Regions from separate parts of the Mus musculus genome. Here region 1 is linked to region 2. A link is a loop called in an ENCODE intact Hi-C map of the cell type or tissue named here. Cell type or tissue: gastrocnemius. All regions are shown on one strand. Each heading gives the region's core, and the rest is flanking DNA. Links, peaks and the distances in the headings are about the cores only. Region 1 holds the start of 4930544D05Rik (RIKEN cDNA 4930544D05 gene). Region 2 holds the start of Gm12320 (predicted gene 12320).

Region 1 (8,316 bases), core at 317-8,316, 140 kb before region 2:
AATGGGGCTTTACAAACGATAGGCCTGGGGCTGGATAGACGGCTCAGTGGATGAAAGTTTCTGCTCTTCTAGAGAGCCCAAGTTTGATTCCAAACATTCACTGAGACAGCTCACAACCTCATCTAACTCCAGGTCCAGGGAACCCGATGCCCTCTTCTGGCCTCCATGGGTACCAGCACACAGAGACAAGAAAACAAAAATAAAATTCAAAATATCTTTTAAAAAGTCCAAGCACGGGCCCCTTATTTGAGGCTTAGCCCCTGCCCTGGCACAGGGCTCCTGGGGGGGAGGGGGTTTCTCAGAGTGGCTGAGAGATTGAGGCAGAGGGGGAACTGCTGAGTGGTGGAGACAGGCCTTGGCCAGGCCTTGGCCTCTGGCTCAGGCCCTCTTAACCTCAGCGCGCCTCTGTTCCCGAGTCTCCCCTCAGAGGCTCTGATGTGCCCAGATGAGATGGAGGGCATAGGAGTAGAAATAACCACTGAGGGCTGCAGCCCACCCGCCCTCCTCTTTGGCAGCCCTAGTGGGTGGAGAAGGTGGTCGCCTTGATCAACTGCAGTTCGATGTGAGGAAGGGCTCTGTGGTCAACGTCAATCCCACCAACACCCGAGCTCATAGTGAAACTCCTGAAATTCGCAAGTACAAGAAGCGATTCAACTCAGAGATCCTATGTGCAGCTCTCTGGGGTAAGTCAGAACTGAAAAAGGTGGAAGTGGTCTGGGCACAGCCTCCATACTCCTGGTCAGGGTAGAGCTTGGATCTGCCTCTGACCTATCCAAGGATTCCCGTTGCAGGGGTCAACCTCCTAGTGGGCACAGAGAATGGGCTGATGTTGCTGGACCGAAGTGGGCAGGGCAAGGTGTATGGACTTATTGGGCGACGACGCTTCCAGCAAATGGATGTCTTAGAAGGGCTCAACTTGCTCATCACCATCTCAGGTGTGTGTATGGAGTTTGGGGACAAGGGGCTTAATTGCTTGCGTATCTTCATCCTGGGAGGAGAACAACCTCGGTCAGACAGTAGTGTGGGAAGCAGGAACTGGGCCTTTGATAAGAATGAGTGTTTAGGGCTAGTGAGATGGCTCAGCGGTTAAGAACGCTGACTGCTCTTCCAAAGGTCCTGAGTTCAAATCCCAACCATATGGTGGCTCACAACCATCCATAACGAAATCTGATGCCGTTTTCTGGAGTGTCTGAAGACAGCTACAGCGTACAGTGTATAAATAAATAAATATTTTTTAAAAAATGACTGTTTATGTGCCAGGCATGGTGGCGCACACCTTTAATCCCAGCACTTGGGAGGCAGAGGCAGGTGGATTTCTGAGTTCGAGGCCAGCCTGGTCTACAGAGTGAGTTCTAGGACACCCAGGGCTACACAGAGAAACCCTGTCTTGAAAAAAAAAAAAAAAGTGTTTATGTGTCCACATATGTCTGTCCATCTCACAGGGAAAAGGAACAAACTGCGGGTATATTACCTGTCCTGGCTTCGGAACAAGATCCTACACAATGACCCAGAGGTGGAAAAGAAGCAGGGGTGGACCACCGTGGGGGACATGGAGGGCTGCGGCCACTACCGTGTTGGTGAGGATGCCACAGCACAGTAGCCAGGGAGCAGCAAGGTCTGGGCTAACTACTGAGATCCTCAAGCTGACAGTGGAAGTCACTGCGTCTCCCCTTTCCTGCCCTCCAGTGAAATATGAACGGATTAAGTTCCTGGTCATTGCCCTGAAGAACTCCGTGGAGGTTTATGCCTGGGCTCCCAAACCCTACCACAAATTCATGGCCTTCAAGGTAATCCCCGCCTCAGCCACCAGTATGTTCCCAGGTTCCGAACGCTCCTGCACCTGTCTTCCCTGAGCCTTCTCTCCTCCACAGTCCTTTGCTGACCTCCCTCACCGCCCTCTACTGGTGGACCTGACAGTAGAGGAGGGACAGCGGCTCAAGGTCATCTATGGCTCCAGTGCTGGCTTCCATGCTGTGGATGTTGATTCTGGGAACAGCTATGACATCTACATCCCTGTACATGTGAGCTTAGCAGGGCTATGGGGCGAGGGAGACCAACCCATTCTGGTCATCAGACATGAGGACCCCACCCAGTCCACCTTCTTCTCCCTAGATCCAGAGCCAGATCACACCCCACGCCATCATCTTCCTCCCCAACACTGATGGCATGGAGATGCTGCTGTGCTATGAAGATGAGGGTGTCTATGTCAACACTTACGGGCGGATCATCAAGGATGTGGTGCTGCAGTGGGGAGAGATGCCCACCTCTGTGGGTAAGTGAAGAGCCACCCCAAGCTGCTTGTTCCGAGGTGACTAGGACTGAAACCTCCTTACAGCCCTTCCACCATCTTCTCTCTTCAGCCTACATCTGCTCCAACCAGATAATGGGCTGGGGTGAGAAGGCCATAGAGATCCGCTCTGTGGAGACAGGCCACCTAGATGGGGTCTTCATGCACAAACGAGCCCAGAGGCTCAAGTTCCTGTGTGAGCGCAATGACAAGGTGAGGCAGTGTATCTCTGAAAGGAGCCTAGCCCAGGGGATGGGCTGCCTCTCCAGACCTTGCTCTGGGCAGGCATCTGGGGGTTTGGAATGGTTCTGCTGTTCTGAGCTGTCAGAGCCACACCCTCCTTCCCTGTGGGCTCTGTTGCCTTTACCCCAGGGACCTGGTAACACTTTTTTGCCTTTCCTTGGGGATAGAGAGAAACAGGTGTCATTCACTTCCTCTCTCTCCCCCAGTGTCAACCTCGTCTCTCTTCCCAGCATACCCCTCCCCCCCGCCCCCACACCACACACACACACTTAGCCCTTGGTGATGTCTCTTCTACTTTATTCAGGTGTTTTTTGCCTCTGTCCGCTCTGGAGGAAGCAGCCAAGTTTACTTTATGACTCTGAACCGTAACTGCATCATGAACTGGTGACGAGGCCCCTGGGCTGGGGCTCCCCACATGGACCCAGCTCTCTTCCCACAGCCAGACTACCCAGGCCGCCCCTGCCCTCCCACCCCCTTGGGCTTTTGCTTTTACTGGTTTGATTCACTGGAGCCTGCTGGGAACGTGACCTCATATCCCTGAAGCTTTCGTGATCACGTGACCACCCTTTCCCCCAACATTCTCAAAACTGTGCCTTTCCCCAACTTGTGGGGAATGACACAGCTTCCTTCCCCTTACCAGGAATTGAGTGGGACTTGCTCCTCCCCTTTTCTCCACAGAAGAGGAGAGCGCTTGGGGCTTGGACCCCTTACCCCATTGCTGCTGAATGAGCAGGGCCCTGACCCCTTTATTTGCACGCCAGGGGAGCCGGCTCCCCCCTTGAATGTACCAGACTCTGGGGGGGGGGTGTTCACTGGGCCCTGGGTTCTGGAGGCGGGGCGGTCACCAGCCACTCCAGGGGCAGGGACCATTCCTCATTTTCTGAAAGCACTTTAATGATTCCCCCCCAACCCCCAGGGAATGGAGGAGGGACCCCATAGCCAAAACATTCCCCCCTTTCCTCCCCACTCCCACCCCTTCTAGCCTCTCCCCTTCCCTAGAAGGAGAGAGCTCAGAGCTCCCAGCCTTTATCCTCCCTTGCTTGCATCTGTATATAGTGTGAGCAGCAAGTAGCCCTTCTCCCTCCTGTATCCTTTCTCAATGTAGTGGCCTTGGATATATCCCCTTTGTTAATAAAGACAATTCAACCAGCTTCCACCATTTTGAGATCCTACTATTGTTCTCTCTCAATCCTGGAGAGATTTGAGAGTTGAGAATGCAGAGGGTAGAGGAAAGGCATTAGGCTCTGTGAAGTTACTGTGATAATAGAGACGAAGTAAGGTGGATGAATAGGCCAGGGATCAGTCCTGACACGGTAGGACCCTTTGAGAATAGTTTTTACCAGCCCCAGCAGGGCCAGGCCAGACTTCTGGCTTCAGTGTTTCTATATCTGGGTCTTGTAAAAACCTCATTGGCTATCAACTAGATAAACATTCTTTAGGTTAGAAGGAGCCAAGAGCAAAATTGAACCAATTGCCTCCAAGTGCCTGACCAAACCACCCACCCATCTTCTACTTCCCTGAGGAGTTGGACCCACCCACATGACCACACAACCCCTCCTGCAAGTTCACAAACCAGATTTATTGTCAGCGGCCTGTTTTCAAAATCTCTTTCTTGGGGGGTGGGGGAGAGGTGGGTGCCAGTGCAGGCTCATGGTTGGATGCACGGTGGGTAAGGGAGATCAGGAACTTGGTTGAAGTAACCCCCAAGGAAGATGAGAGTAGAACCAACGCTGAAGAGCACCAAAGCTGCCCAAAAACAGACATTGTCCAGGGCCTTCCCCATACGCACCCAGTCGGACAGTTCCTGTGAGAGAGAGCTTAGCGAGGGAGGAGCCTGGAGGGCGGGGCATCTAGCACTGCTCCGCCTCAACCTCCCAACCCACCTCTCCAGTGGCTTCCTGGTCTCTTGTGCTCTCAGCCACAAAGTTCACAGCATCCACACAGCAGCGGATTTCTGGGGCTGCAGCACCCAGGTTCTGGCAGAGGGCTGCTGCTAAGGCAACAGCAAGCGCTAGGTCATTAAAAGAGCGTCCCTAACGGCGAGTGTATGCCTTTGACCCAAGAGCAGTGCTTACCGGTCCAAGTTCCGTGCCGATGCCTCTGACCCTCAAACACGAGTTCGCTCCGCGGCTTTTTCAAGATGAGCTCCTCCGCTCTGAGCAGAATGCCCACAGACGAGGCACGCCTCGCTGGTGAGGCAGTTCGGGGATCCTCTGGGGGTGGGCTCGAGCCCAGGAGACGCGGCAGCAGCTCTAATAAAATCTGCAGCCGGGGCAGAGAGAGGTTCCAAGCCCGCTTCCCACCCCTGGGCAGTACTTTCTCCAACCAGCGCTTACCTGGCGCAGCCGAGGGGATGTAGCATGAGTCGTTGGCGTCCTCAAAGATACGTTGAGCACGATGACGCAATTCATGACAATGAGCGTGGCAACCACCATGACGAATATAAGATACCTGATATACAGAAGCCTGATGTCACAGCACCCCACAAACAAGGCACTAGCTGCCCTCTACCTCACAAATACCACCTCCGCACAGCTGGTGGCGTTACTTCTTGATCCTCCTCAACGATGCCAGTATTGTCCTGGCCCTTCTGCATATACCATCTGTTGCGGACATGAAGGGGATTCCCAGCAATTTGGACACCCTGCTGTGGGTCTACCACTTCCACAGCTCCACCGAGGTGAGGGTATTAGAATGGCAGAATCTGGAGAGGTCCCCAGCTCTTCCTGCTATGGCCCTTTCCATGTGATCATTCCACTCACTACCCTTGCTCCTCCAGGTGGCCTTACAGCCTCCACTTCTATCTTCCCTGGAACTTGCTGTGGCCGCAGCTCACGAATATCTGGTGCAAAGGTTCAGAGAGCTTAAGTCCCAGGACCCCCTGGAATCCGACAAGTCGCCCACCCAGAAGGCCACCCTAGGGCTGGTGCTAAGAGAAGCTGCAGCCAGCATCATGAGCTTTGGAGCCACCTTGTTAGAGGTGCTGCTCTGGGAGGCTGAGGGATGGGAATAAAAGGGGGAGAGGGCTAGGCCAACAAAAGCAAGGACCTCTAGCCCATATGCCCCAATGTAGATCTCGGCCCTGTGGCTGCAGCAGGAGGTGCAGCGACTGGACGGCGGCAACGACTGCCCAGGCCCAGCCCCAGACACTGGGGATCCTGGTAGGGCGCTGGCCCGTGTAGCCCTGGCCGCAGGGCAGGGGATTCGGCAAGCTGGAACGGCAGCTGGCGCAAGTGCCCGGTACCTGATCCAGGGGGCGTGGTTGTACCTGTGTGGACGAGGTTTGCACGGGTCTACCTCATCTCTGCCACAAACCCTATGCCAACTGGGCCTTGGGGTCCCTGGGGATCCGGTGCGTTTGGGATAAAGGGTGCGACATGGGTCAGAGGAGGTATGATTAAGGAGATGCTGAACTATACTGTCCTCTTAACAGAGAGACTCGGGAAACCTCAAGGTGTCGCCCAGCAGCAGTGAGGAGAATGGGGGAACAGATAATCCATCACTGTCCCAGTCCAACCCTGTGTCCAAATAAAAGTCCAGAACGGGACAACACCAGGTCCCTATGCAAGCCTTCTTTGGCTACATTCTCCATGCATGCCCCTATCTCTGTGGGATCCACTTTGAGATTACCTGCCCAGCAGTGGCACGCTCAGAGAAGTCTCTGGAATTTTCTGGGCAATTAGAAACAAGAAGACAGTCTGGGCTAGCAGGACGTTGATAGAGACCGTGCATTTCTGGCCACCAGCTAGAGGGAGCAAGCTGTGAGAGGCAAGCCAGGGAGCAAGCCCAGCCTGGGGTTCAGGAGTCAGGGTCACCCCTTACCCTGCGCAGGCAGGAAGTAAGCGAGCAGCACCAAGCCAGAAATGAGCACGCAAGGCACAATGATGTTAATGACGTAAAAAAGCGGCTTCCGGCGGATGATGAGCGTATAGATGACGTCAGTTTCTCCAGGACCTTCTGTGGAACCTCCCTCATAGCGGCGAATCATGCCTGGGCAGTAGTCTATGGCCCATTCTCCATTCTCTGCAGGACATAGGGCACAGTCAGCCCGCACACCTGCAACTCCAGGCCAAGAGGGCTGCTTGAAACCTGGGCTGTTAGCACGGGGGCAGAATGGTAGAGAGGGGCATTTCTGGTGGGGGTGTGGAAACAACACATCTAGACTGACTTCAAGAAGCTCAGCTTCCGGTTGTGTGGTTCAGGCCAAGCCCTACCCTGAACGTCCCCCCTTGAACCTTATCTGGGAGAAGAATTTTTGGAAAGGGGGTATATCCCTTCACCGGTAAAAGCTGCCGTGTCAATGTCAATCTTGTTGATGGTATTGCCGTCGTCATCCACGGCAAAGATGAACTCCACCTCCTCAGCATTGTAGGTCTGGGAGCTGTGAAACAGGGCCAGTCTTTACCCCAGAAGCTGGCAGCCATCTTAGTTCCACCCTGGAAGCTTCAATCTGGCAGGGTAATATGGCTCTCTTCTTTTGCCCACATTCCCCAGCGCGTTCCCAATCCTGCTTCCTTTTCTGTTCTGTTTTGGGTTGCTGATGGGCTTACCGTGCTATCCAAGGGATTCCTGGACTCAAGTAATTTTTATGCCTCAGACTCCTCCTGGGGAATAGCTGCGACTATGCGCTCAAACTACAAGATGGCAGCAAGAAACCTGTGCCCACGCCTACTGCAAACCTACACCAGCTTCCCACCCCTTCACTCCAGTGCCTCACTCCAACTCCTTCCCAAAGACCTTCCAAAGAAGACCCCACCTATCCCTCCTTAGCAGGCCCTGTCCCCTGCTCTAGGCCCTTCTCAATATCATGATTGAAGTGATTCTTCCTACCGAAAAATGAGAGAGCAGTTCTGCCAGTCAAAGGGGAAATAGGTGACCTCCACTGCGCAGGTGCTGCGGTAGATGGCTGGGGGCAACCAGCTCACATAGCCTCCCTCATAGACTAGAACATTGCTGTCGTAGGCCACTCCAAACTGCCCATCAATACTGTGGAAACCAAGCTTTTCACATGTCTGAACCTCCTTCACCAACCAAATCCCCCAAAGCCAGTTCCCTTTGCAGCCTGCCCTCTTGGGTGATCCTCACTTGTTTTCTAGAACAATCTCTGGCAGCCATACATGTTCTGAAGGGACCCGGAGGATTCCTACACCTGCAAAATCGTCCTTGCTGTAGTTGAGCCGATAGTCGTGCCAGTCCTAAGAGGTGGGGGCGAGAGAGAGTGTGTGCTCTCCGGCTCCCACCTGGCAGAAGAGAAGGGGCTTGGCTGGGGACCCTCCCACTGCTCCCCAGGTCTGACTCACAATGCCAATCCAGACACTGGTGGTCAGAGTTTCTTCTTTCTCGTTCTACAACAGAAAGAAGCCTGCTGAAGCCAGGAGTTAGGGGGTAGAAGTGAGGGTATAGGATTAGAATTGGGGGAAGGTCTTACCAGTGAGATGAGGTTGGTTAGGGTGACCTTGAGGGTGATGGTGACAGTGTCCTCAGGTCTCCTAACTGGCCGGCATTCTGGATCATAATTGTCGAAGAGATGGTGATACAGGCTAAGCTCTTCATTCTTTCCCTGGCTTCTGCCTATGATTCAAGAAGAAAGGGTCATTGTACACGAAGCAGCAGCCCGAAAGGCTTCTCTGCCCCCACCCCCAGGCCATTGCACCCCTCCTGTGTTTATATTTCTAGATTTTTCCTAAACCAACAATACTGCATCTGGGGACCAAGTACTGTCTCAGTCTCCACCCTGGTCTCAGACCTTTTCCCACTCCATGTTGACATACGGATCCACCTGGCTC
Region 2 (8,324 bases), core at 315-8,314:
AAGTCTCCATTTGCCATGCTCATCGCTTTCATCATTGTTCTTTACTGGGAAAATGCAGGAAAAACTGAGTGGGGTTACTCTGGGGCAATCATGGTGGTTACAACTCAAAATGGCAGCAGTCATGCCAAGCTGAATACAAAGCACTTGCATAGATCATAGATATTTAAATGTCTGTTCTGCGAGACTCTGAGATCCTTGTATCTCTTAAAGCCACTTTTTACTCTCTATAAAGGAAGCACAAGGTAACTGTGCAAGTTTTCCAGCTCTATCGAGGGCACTGGTAAATTTGCTACAACTAAGGCAATGGCTTCCAAGTGGGAAGATGGAGCCTAAGACACTACTGACTCTTGAGGCTCATTTCCATCACATCCTGGTATTTGAAAGTGGATTGAGCCACCTACCCTTTAGGATGAAACATGTTAGATGGGTTTGTACAGACACAGCATTGTTGCCTGAGTTAATACTCAGCTCCATTCTAAAGCAAGTCCCCTGTGAGCTCCTCACACCTCCCCATGCCCTCTTAACATGCACATGAATAGGAGGATGAGCTGCCACACAGACACTCTGATTCAAGACAGAACATGAGCGCCACTGGAGTGAGGGAGGACAATGCTGCAAGTGTGGCAGCTTTCCAGAGGTGACTCTGAGAGGGAATGCCACCTCCGGGTTGTATTCCCGTGTCTCAGCTGTGCCTCACCTTCTGCAAGGACAGAAGCCCTGTGGCCTAGACAAGCAGCTTGGAAGGGACTTGTTAGAGATGGCCTCTGGTGCTTGGGAATGTTGGAAAAGCTGGATCAGATAGCAATGGCTGGAAGGAGGTCAGGAGGCAAAAATGCTTGGGAGGAGGCTAGCCAAGGGAGAGAGAGCTGCAGGGACTGACTTAGTCACAGTCCACAGACAGGGAAGCTGGCATCTAACACACAGCTCTGTCTTCAAGTCTCCATGCATTCCCTCATAGATGAAATACCCATCTTGCAATACTTGCTAGACAAGTGCTAGGTGTTAGGAATATGGTTTGGTTGGACTCTATATGGGGAGTGGAGGCCTTCAGAACCATCTCGGTTTATGGGGTTTGCAGTAGAGGACTACCCCAGCAGGTCTTCGCTGCCTAGTCCAAAGGTCTTCAGAACTAGCCTCTGGTTGGTTCCTGGGAGATAACTCCTAAGGCCTTGTAATATTCTGCCTGATAAGAGAGACTTTGTATGCCTGATAAAGACTTTTATGAAAACAGTGTGCTATATCATAAATGGCTGTTTGTATATGACCAGGGATTGGGGGCCAGGCTGCACTAGTTGATTTTTTTTGACAAGTCTAGAAACGGAGGAGCCAAAAGTTCATTTCCTTTTTTTTTTTTTTTTTTTTTTTTTTTTTTTGGTTTTTCGAGACAGGGTTTCTCTGTATAGCCTTGGCTGTCCTGGAACTCACTTTGTAGACCAGGCTGGCCTTGAACTCAGAAATCTGCCTGCCTCTGCCTCCCCCGTGCTGGGATTAAAGGCGTGCGCTACCACGCCCGGCTCAAAAGTTCATTTCTTGAACTTTCTATGCTTATGTAGCAAACCATGACCCTTCCTCTAAAAACACAAAACAGAAAACAAAGCCTGAGTGCCAAGGCTTGGGCGAGTTTTCTTGGCTGGTAATACTCCGTCTGCATTGTCACATGCTGCTGCTAGGGGGAAAGGTGATGCTTGTGTGACTGTCCTGGGAAAAGACAACCGGAAGCTGGTCCCTGGACTGTGCTGTGCAGACGAGGCCTTCGATGATTCAGGGGTGATGTGATATAATCATGAAGGTAGTCTGAGCTCCAGGAACCCTAAGAACCTGAGGTTGGTCTTGGAATCCTTATTATATATAATCACACTGAAGAGCCCAGGACGAGCGGAACAGACAGGCTCTGGGTCCACCATAGTTCAAAGGGTGCCAACGGAAAGAACTTGTAGGTAGATGGGCTTGGTGGCACAGCCCTGGAATTTCAGCACTCCGGAGGGCCAGCCTGGGCTATATGATGAGACCTCATTTCAAAAACCAAAATTTATACTTTTTATGATATTGCCAGTGTTTCTTTCCTTTTTTTATTGAGTATTTGATATGTGTATGCAGGCACATGTGTGCCACAGAAGTCTGTGCATAGAGGCCAGAGGTCAACTTTTGGAAACCACTCTGGGTCCTGGGGGTTGAACTCAGGTCACTGGGCTTGCCTGGCAAGTGGTTTAACCTATGGCACCATCTTGTTGCCCTTGCCCTGCTTCTCCTGTTTGTGATTGAACCTGTATTTTAAGTTGAAAGCTGTCATTGCATTTGGTGGAGAAGGGGGGCCTTATGGCACATACCTTTAATCCCAGCATCCAGGAGGCAGAGGAAGGCATCTCTCTAAGTTTGAGGCCAGTCTGCTCTATTTACTGAGTTCCAGACCAGCCAAGGCTACATGGCCTCAAAAATAAAATAATGCTAAATTGAAAATTTTAAAGTTGTTTTTATATTTGGTGATCTCTTCCCTATTTAGTCTTTAATTATTTTCATCTACATTTTTTTCTACAAATCTTTTTTTTCCTTTCCTTTTTTTTGGGTGGGGGCCTATTTTTGGAGACAAGATCTCATGAATCACAGGCTGGTCTCAAACTCGGTATATAGATGAGGAGGATGGCCTCAAAAACTTAACTTCCTGCTCTGCCTCCCAGGTGCTGGTATCACCGTCCTGTGCTTCTATGCCTGTCTCTATAAATGTGTAAAAACTTAACAGGAGTTTTTAGAACACTGCAGCAGTTTGATTGTTTGGCAACAAGCAGAAGAAACCGAAGTGACAGTTGAAAGGTTTGTGTTTTTTTCATCTAAGAAGCTGCAGTAGACAGTTCAGGTTCCTAGGAAGCCCATACATGCCGCTAGCTTGCTACTCTGACACACTTAGAGTTCTAGCCTTGTCTTTGGATCCAGTGTGGAGCCTCTGTTTCACAACCACCTTCTGGCAGGAAGTAAAGGAAGGTCTTTGTCCCTTGGCTCTCCAGGAAATCCCCTGAAGGGTTGTCTTATTCAGGATCCAAAAATCACACGGCCCACAAAAGCCTGGGGATTGTGCTAAATTCAAAAGCACTTTCCCCTCCTTTACGAATACAAAAAGCAATCCTTAAAAATCAGAATAAGTAACAGGAGAAGCACAGCGACTTAAGAATTAAACATCTGTATGAAAAACTTGCAAAGTGTGGGAAACACGCCCACAGAACATTTGGTTACTTACAACAAAACCAGGGGAGCAGTCCAAAACTCCTCACATGATTCTGTAGACTCAACGTTATGTCCCCACCAGGAGCACGGAGCCAGGTGCCATCGGAAGGCATCTCTATACACAAAGCAAACGCCAATCTGCTGGGGAAATTGGTGACTTTTGTAGAAATTCCGTGAAGGTGACAAGCTCCGCCATGTGGTTCAGTTTGTTACCTCTGCTCCATCTCCAGTGCAAGCCCAGCAGGTGGCAGAACCTGCAACCTGCCACCTTCCCAGTCTCATAACTTCTCTGTCCATTGTGTCATTTTAATTGATGCAAATACCCGCCACATTCTGAGCTCTAACAATGGGCAGCAGCTATGATGAAGCTACCATCTATCCACAGGGAGAGTCTTCTTAAGACAACTTTTAACTCCATTAATGCCAGCTTGCAAATTACTACTTTTCCAGTTAATGGAGGAGGGTTCAACTCTGTTGCTCAGTTCAAATTCATATTCAGGGGGCAGCTATGTGTCCTCCCTGGCTCCCCCTGGCCAGGTTGGGAGTGGAGGTGAATTCCAACAGAGTTGGGACCAGCAAGGCTGGTCTCATGCTCTGTCCTTTTTGGTCTGGGGTCACGACTGTTGGAAGATGTATGTGACACCATCACTTGAAGTGTGGTACCACTGTCTCATTGTGGATACTATGAGAATCATACTCTAAAAATATCTATGTGCCCGGCTTATACACTGGATTTTATACACAATTGATATGTTAAACCCTTGACTGGAAACATTTCATCTGTACAAAACAGCAGCTGCATCAGATTGACAAATGCCCTAAGACTGTTCCTTTTTAATCCACTTCTCCAGCCACACAGAGTGACTTTTGTTCACAGTCTCTTGGTGCCCCCTTGCGCCCAGCCAGGGAACTGTCTCATTGTTGAAGCACAGGAGAAAACACCTCAATGTGTGCCGGTGTCTTTCTCTTTCAGGCATGTTTCCTGAATTCCATACCGGATCGTCTTTTCCACACAACATCCTTATCGCCGCTACACATTTCTTCAAACCCTTGCCCTCCACCTCCAGGAGATCTGTCTCCTTCTGGCAAACCTCAGTGGTAACTGCTAGGATACACAGCCTAGCTTGGCAGGTGCTGTCTGACATGTAGCATTCTATTCTCTCTCATTCTTATTACTTTTCAGGAGAAAAAACCGTAACTCTCTCCCTCCTCCCCTAGACACCCCCCCACCACCACCACGTCTTTCCAAGACAAGATCATTTCTCTGAATCCACAAGGTAGCTCAAAACTGTAACTTCAGCTCGAGGGGATCCGATATCTGCTTCTGGACTCTGGGCACTGCACACACATGATGCACATACAAACATACACGCAGGCAAAACTCTCATACATATAAGATAAAAATAAAAATTTAAAAATAAGTACTAGTGGAAAAAAGTACTCCCACTATCTGCTCCTGTCTCGATTAAATTAAATTAGAATTTTATTGAGTTAGATGAGGCATGGTGTTGTGAACTGAACTGGTCACCCCTCTGTCAGGTCTGTATGATGAAGGCCTAGTTCCCAATATGACTGTGTTTGGAATAAAGAAGAACCACTTCCTAGGTGGACCCAACTCCCTGCAGTTGGAGTGATCCTGGCCCTACCTGTAAGCCACAAGCACAGTGCACCTGGATGACAAGGAACATTTCTTCAAACCACCTCCCAAGCCGGACAGCCTGGTTATCAAAGCTCAGGAAAGACATGAGTTTTCTGGGTGTGGCTCAGAACTGGTCCCTCTGGTCTCCCTGGTGTGACAGTTAACCCTGGAGAAGGAATTGCCCTTTGGGTGCTTTTTTTTTTTTTTTTTTTGGTTTTTGGATACAGGGTTTCTCTGTGTAGCCTGGCTGTCCTGGAACTCACTTTGTAGACCAGGCTGGCCTCGAACTCAGAAATCCGCCTGCCTCTGCCTCCGGAGTGCTGGAATTAAAGGCGTGCGCCACCACATTCTTTGCATCTTCACAGCTGGAGGTGGGGGTTGAGTACCAAAGATTCACCTGCTGAGTGCTGCCTTAGTGTGCAAGAGTCAGACAGGAGTGCTACATCCAACACATTAAGATCCGACCCTGCCAATGACCCAGGAGGGATCTGGGTGACAAGTTACACAGAGGGTGCTCAAGGAAAGCTGCCTGTTCTCTTGGTGCTATCTGTCCTTAGGAGATGGTCACGTCAGTTAAAGCAAGATGCATTTTGTGTCAGCATCATGTAACGTTGGGAGTGGAAGCTATTCTGAGGTCAGCCTAGCTGACAGGGGAGACTCAAGAGTATGGAGACATCGGATGGACAGGGGCAAGAAGTGTGTACAGGTGATAAGAGCATGAGAGCAGCTAACAGGGAAAGCTGTCTGAGCCAGGGCCCTTCTGTTAGATAGAGCATCCCCTATCTGTGGCTATGTACCTGTGGGAGAAGTGACAAACAACCAGAGAGTCACAAGGTCACTCAAACCTTAAGATCATTCCTTTTAGCATCCCAACACAATGCCATTTAAGCTCAAGAGGCCACCGAATCGAACTAAGACAGGTGATGTGGCCCATATGTAATTGAAACTGCAATAGCACTAAATCTGAAACATCTGTCAACTAATTTGAGAAATGTGATTTTAAAACATGAGGAGCCAGGTGTGGTGGCCCATAGCTGTAATCCCTGCCCTGTCAGCTGCCGCAGCAGGACCAGGAGCTCTAGGCCGGCCCAGGCTGCATAGATCTAATCTCAAAAACCCAAGGTAGGCAGCCTGGGCTTGAAGCTCTCTGTTCCAGATGTTTCACAGGTGAGAGGGGAAACAGGGAGCAAAGCAGCTGATATTTTATTTTATTTTATACCTGTCCCTTTGAGAATCTAGACGTATGCTAGTCTTAGTCAGGGTTTCTATTCCTGCACAAACATCATGACCAAAAAGCAAACTGGGGAGGAAAGGGTCTATTCAGCTTACATTTTCCACATTGTGGCTCATCACCAAAGGAAGTCAGGACTGGAACTCAAGCATGTCTGGGAGCAGGAGCTGATGCAGAGGCCATGGAGGGATGTTATTTATTGGCTTTCTTCCCCTGGCTTGCTCAGCTTGCTTTCTTATAGAACCCAAGACTACAAGTCCAGAGATGGCACCACCCACAAGGGGCCCTTCCTACTTGATCACTAATTGAGAAAGTGCTCCACAGCTGGATCTCATTGGGCATTTCCTCACCTGAAGCTCCTTTCTCTGTGATAACTCCAGCTAGTGTCAAGTTGACACAAAAGCAACCAGTCCAATGGTCAAGGTTTCAGTCCTACAATTTTTTTTTTCAAGAACCCTTGGGGCTAGAGAGATGGCTCAGTGGTTTAGAGCACTGACTGCTTTTCCAAAGGTCCTGAGTTCAGTTCCCAGCAACCACATGGTGACTCACAACTTCTGTAAAGAGATCTGATGCCCTCTTCTGGTGTGTCTGGAAACAGCTACAGTGTACTCATATAGATAAAATAAGTTTTTAAAAACAAAAGAACCCTTACCTATAAACTCAATGCTGTGAGGATCCTGAGTCTGCTAGTGTCAGCAGCTGCGGGGAGATGACAGCCTGGTACGGCCAGCAGCAGACTGCTCTGTCCCTTTCCTCCTTAGGGACCCCTACTCAGGTGAAGCCCGAACCGTGACTTCAGCACAGAAAAGAATTTCAGGATGATCCAATGAAAAACCAAGGGAGGAGCGTCACTGTTCAGATACTGCCCTGGCTAGTTTTTATGTCAGCTTGGCACAGGCCAGGGTCAGCAGAGAAGAGGAAACTTCAGTGGAGAGAAGGCTTCCATTGGATTGGCCTGTAGGCCAGTCTGTGGGACATTTTCCTGAGAAGTGGTTGATGTGGGGGGACCCAGCTCACTGTGGGTGGTGCCACCCCAGGCTGGTAGTCCTGGGTTGTATAGGTGACTTAGCTGAATACAAGTCTAAAAAGGCAGTGAGCAGCGTTCCTCCCTGGCCTCTGCTGCAGTTCCTGCCTCCAGGTTCCTGCCTTGAGCTCCTGCCCTGGCCTCCTTCTCTGTGACCTGTGATGGAGATGAGTAAGCCAAAGAAACTCTGCCCTCCCCATATTACTTTTGGTCATGCTGTTTCATCACAGCAATAGAAAGCAAACTAACACAGGAATAGATATCAGGAGAAAGGACAGCGTGCAACCCCAAGGCTTCTCAAGAGAGAGCTATACTTAGGTGCCATTGGGGGTACATTATGGTCCAGTTGCTTCCTGAGTTACCATCTTGAAAGGACGTAACTTGCAATAAGGTGGATTTTTTTTTTTTTTTTTGAGATAGGGTCTCACTGTGTAGTCCTCTTCTGGAACTCCCTATGTAGACCAGGCTAGCCTCAAACTCAAGACATCCTTCTTCCTCTATCTCCTGAGTTTGGGGATTAAAGGAATGTACCACCACTTCTGGGAAATAAGGTTTAAAGATTCAGCAAAGCTTAAGATTTAAGTAAAGTTTAAAAACTAAATGCTGTACCTCTAGCTTCAGAAGGATCCAACGGATCTGGCCTGCTCTGGCGCCTGTCCTCATATGCAGATGCATCCACAGACCCAGTGGACACACACGATAATAAAAATAAATATTTTTAAAAGTTAAATAAAATCTATGCTCTGGTTCATTTGTTTTTCTTCTTCTTTTCTTTTTTTATTTATGTATATGTTTTATTTATTTGTTTGTTTGTTTATTCAATGTATATGAGTACACTGTAGCTGTCTTCAGACACACCAGAAGAGGACATCAGATCCCATTACAGATGGCTGTGAGCCACCATGTGGTTGCTGGGAATTGAACTCAGGACCCTTGGAAGAGCAGTCATTGCTCTTAACCGCTGAGCCATCTCTCCAGCTCCTCATTTGTTTTTCTTATCTTAAATAATTTCCTTTTGTAAGTGAAGATGGTTTTTTGTTTGTTTGTTTGTTTGTTTTTGTTTATTTTTGTTTTGTTCTGTTTTTCGAGACAGGGTTTCCCTGTGTAGCTCTGGCTGTCCTGGAACTCACTTTGTAGACCAGACTGGCCTCGAACTCAGAACTCTGCCTGCAGTTTGTGCTCATTTAGTAATTTCAAGACTAAAAGGTCCAAAA

Evidence for each region. A loop is a pair of places that touch in the nucleus more often than their neighbours do. Peaks named below come from ENCODE experiments on the same cell type or tissue, not always from the same donor. Only the 100,000 strongest peaks of a DNase experiment are listed, where the experiment ranks them.
Region 1: a loop joins it to region 2, with 3 times the contacts of the local background. A loop is called at or near these places in 20 of 42 quality-filtered maps.

What each region holds. Positions count from the first base shown.
Region 1 is chr11:70,610,795-70,619,110 of GRCm38, forward strand. Mink1 (misshapen-like kinase 1 (zebrafish)) reads left to right here. Exons shown (of 33, transcript NM_001045964.1): 26 at 516-683; 27 at 792-935; 28 at 1,443-1,577; 29 at 1,687-1,787; 30 at 1,872-2,021; 31 at 2,113-2,272; 32 at 2,361-2,500; 33 at 2,835-3,688. The coding sequence ends at 2,918. Chrne (cholinergic receptor, nicotinic, epsilon polypeptide) reads right to left here. Exons shown (of 12, transcript NM_009603.1): 2 at 7,959-8,101; 3 at 7,831-7,875; 4 at 7,616-7,725; 5 at 7,361-7,516; 6 at 6,811-6,911; 7 at 6,353-6,553; 8 at 6,161-6,275; 9 at 4,867-4,981; 10 at 4,606-4,792; 11 at 4,414-4,520; 12 at 4,089-4,334. The coding sequence ends at 4,179. It overlaps 4930544D05Rik (RIKEN cDNA 4930544D05 gene), which reads left to right and starts at 5,100. Exons shown (of 4, transcript NM_001145537.1): 1 at 5,100-5,210; 2 at 5,310-5,510; 3 at 5,604-5,811; 4 at 5,964-6,096. The coding sequence starts at 5,145. The coding sequence ends at 6,004. In gastrocnemius, for the core only: CTCF peaks have their summits at 1,912 (motif pointing left) and 4,567; DNase peaks (open chromatin) are centred at 4,414, 4,680, 5,146 and 5,752; H3K4me3 peaks cover 2,729 bases; H3K27ac peaks cover 2,690 bases.
Region 2 is chr11:70,751,725-70,760,048 of GRCm38, forward strand. It overlaps Gm12320 (predicted gene 12320), which reads right to left and starts at 3,442. Exons shown (of 3, transcript NR_167739.1): 1 at 3,230-3,442. In gastrocnemius, for the core only: a CTCF peak has its summit at 4,111 (motif pointing left); a DNase peak (open chromatin) is centred at 4,114.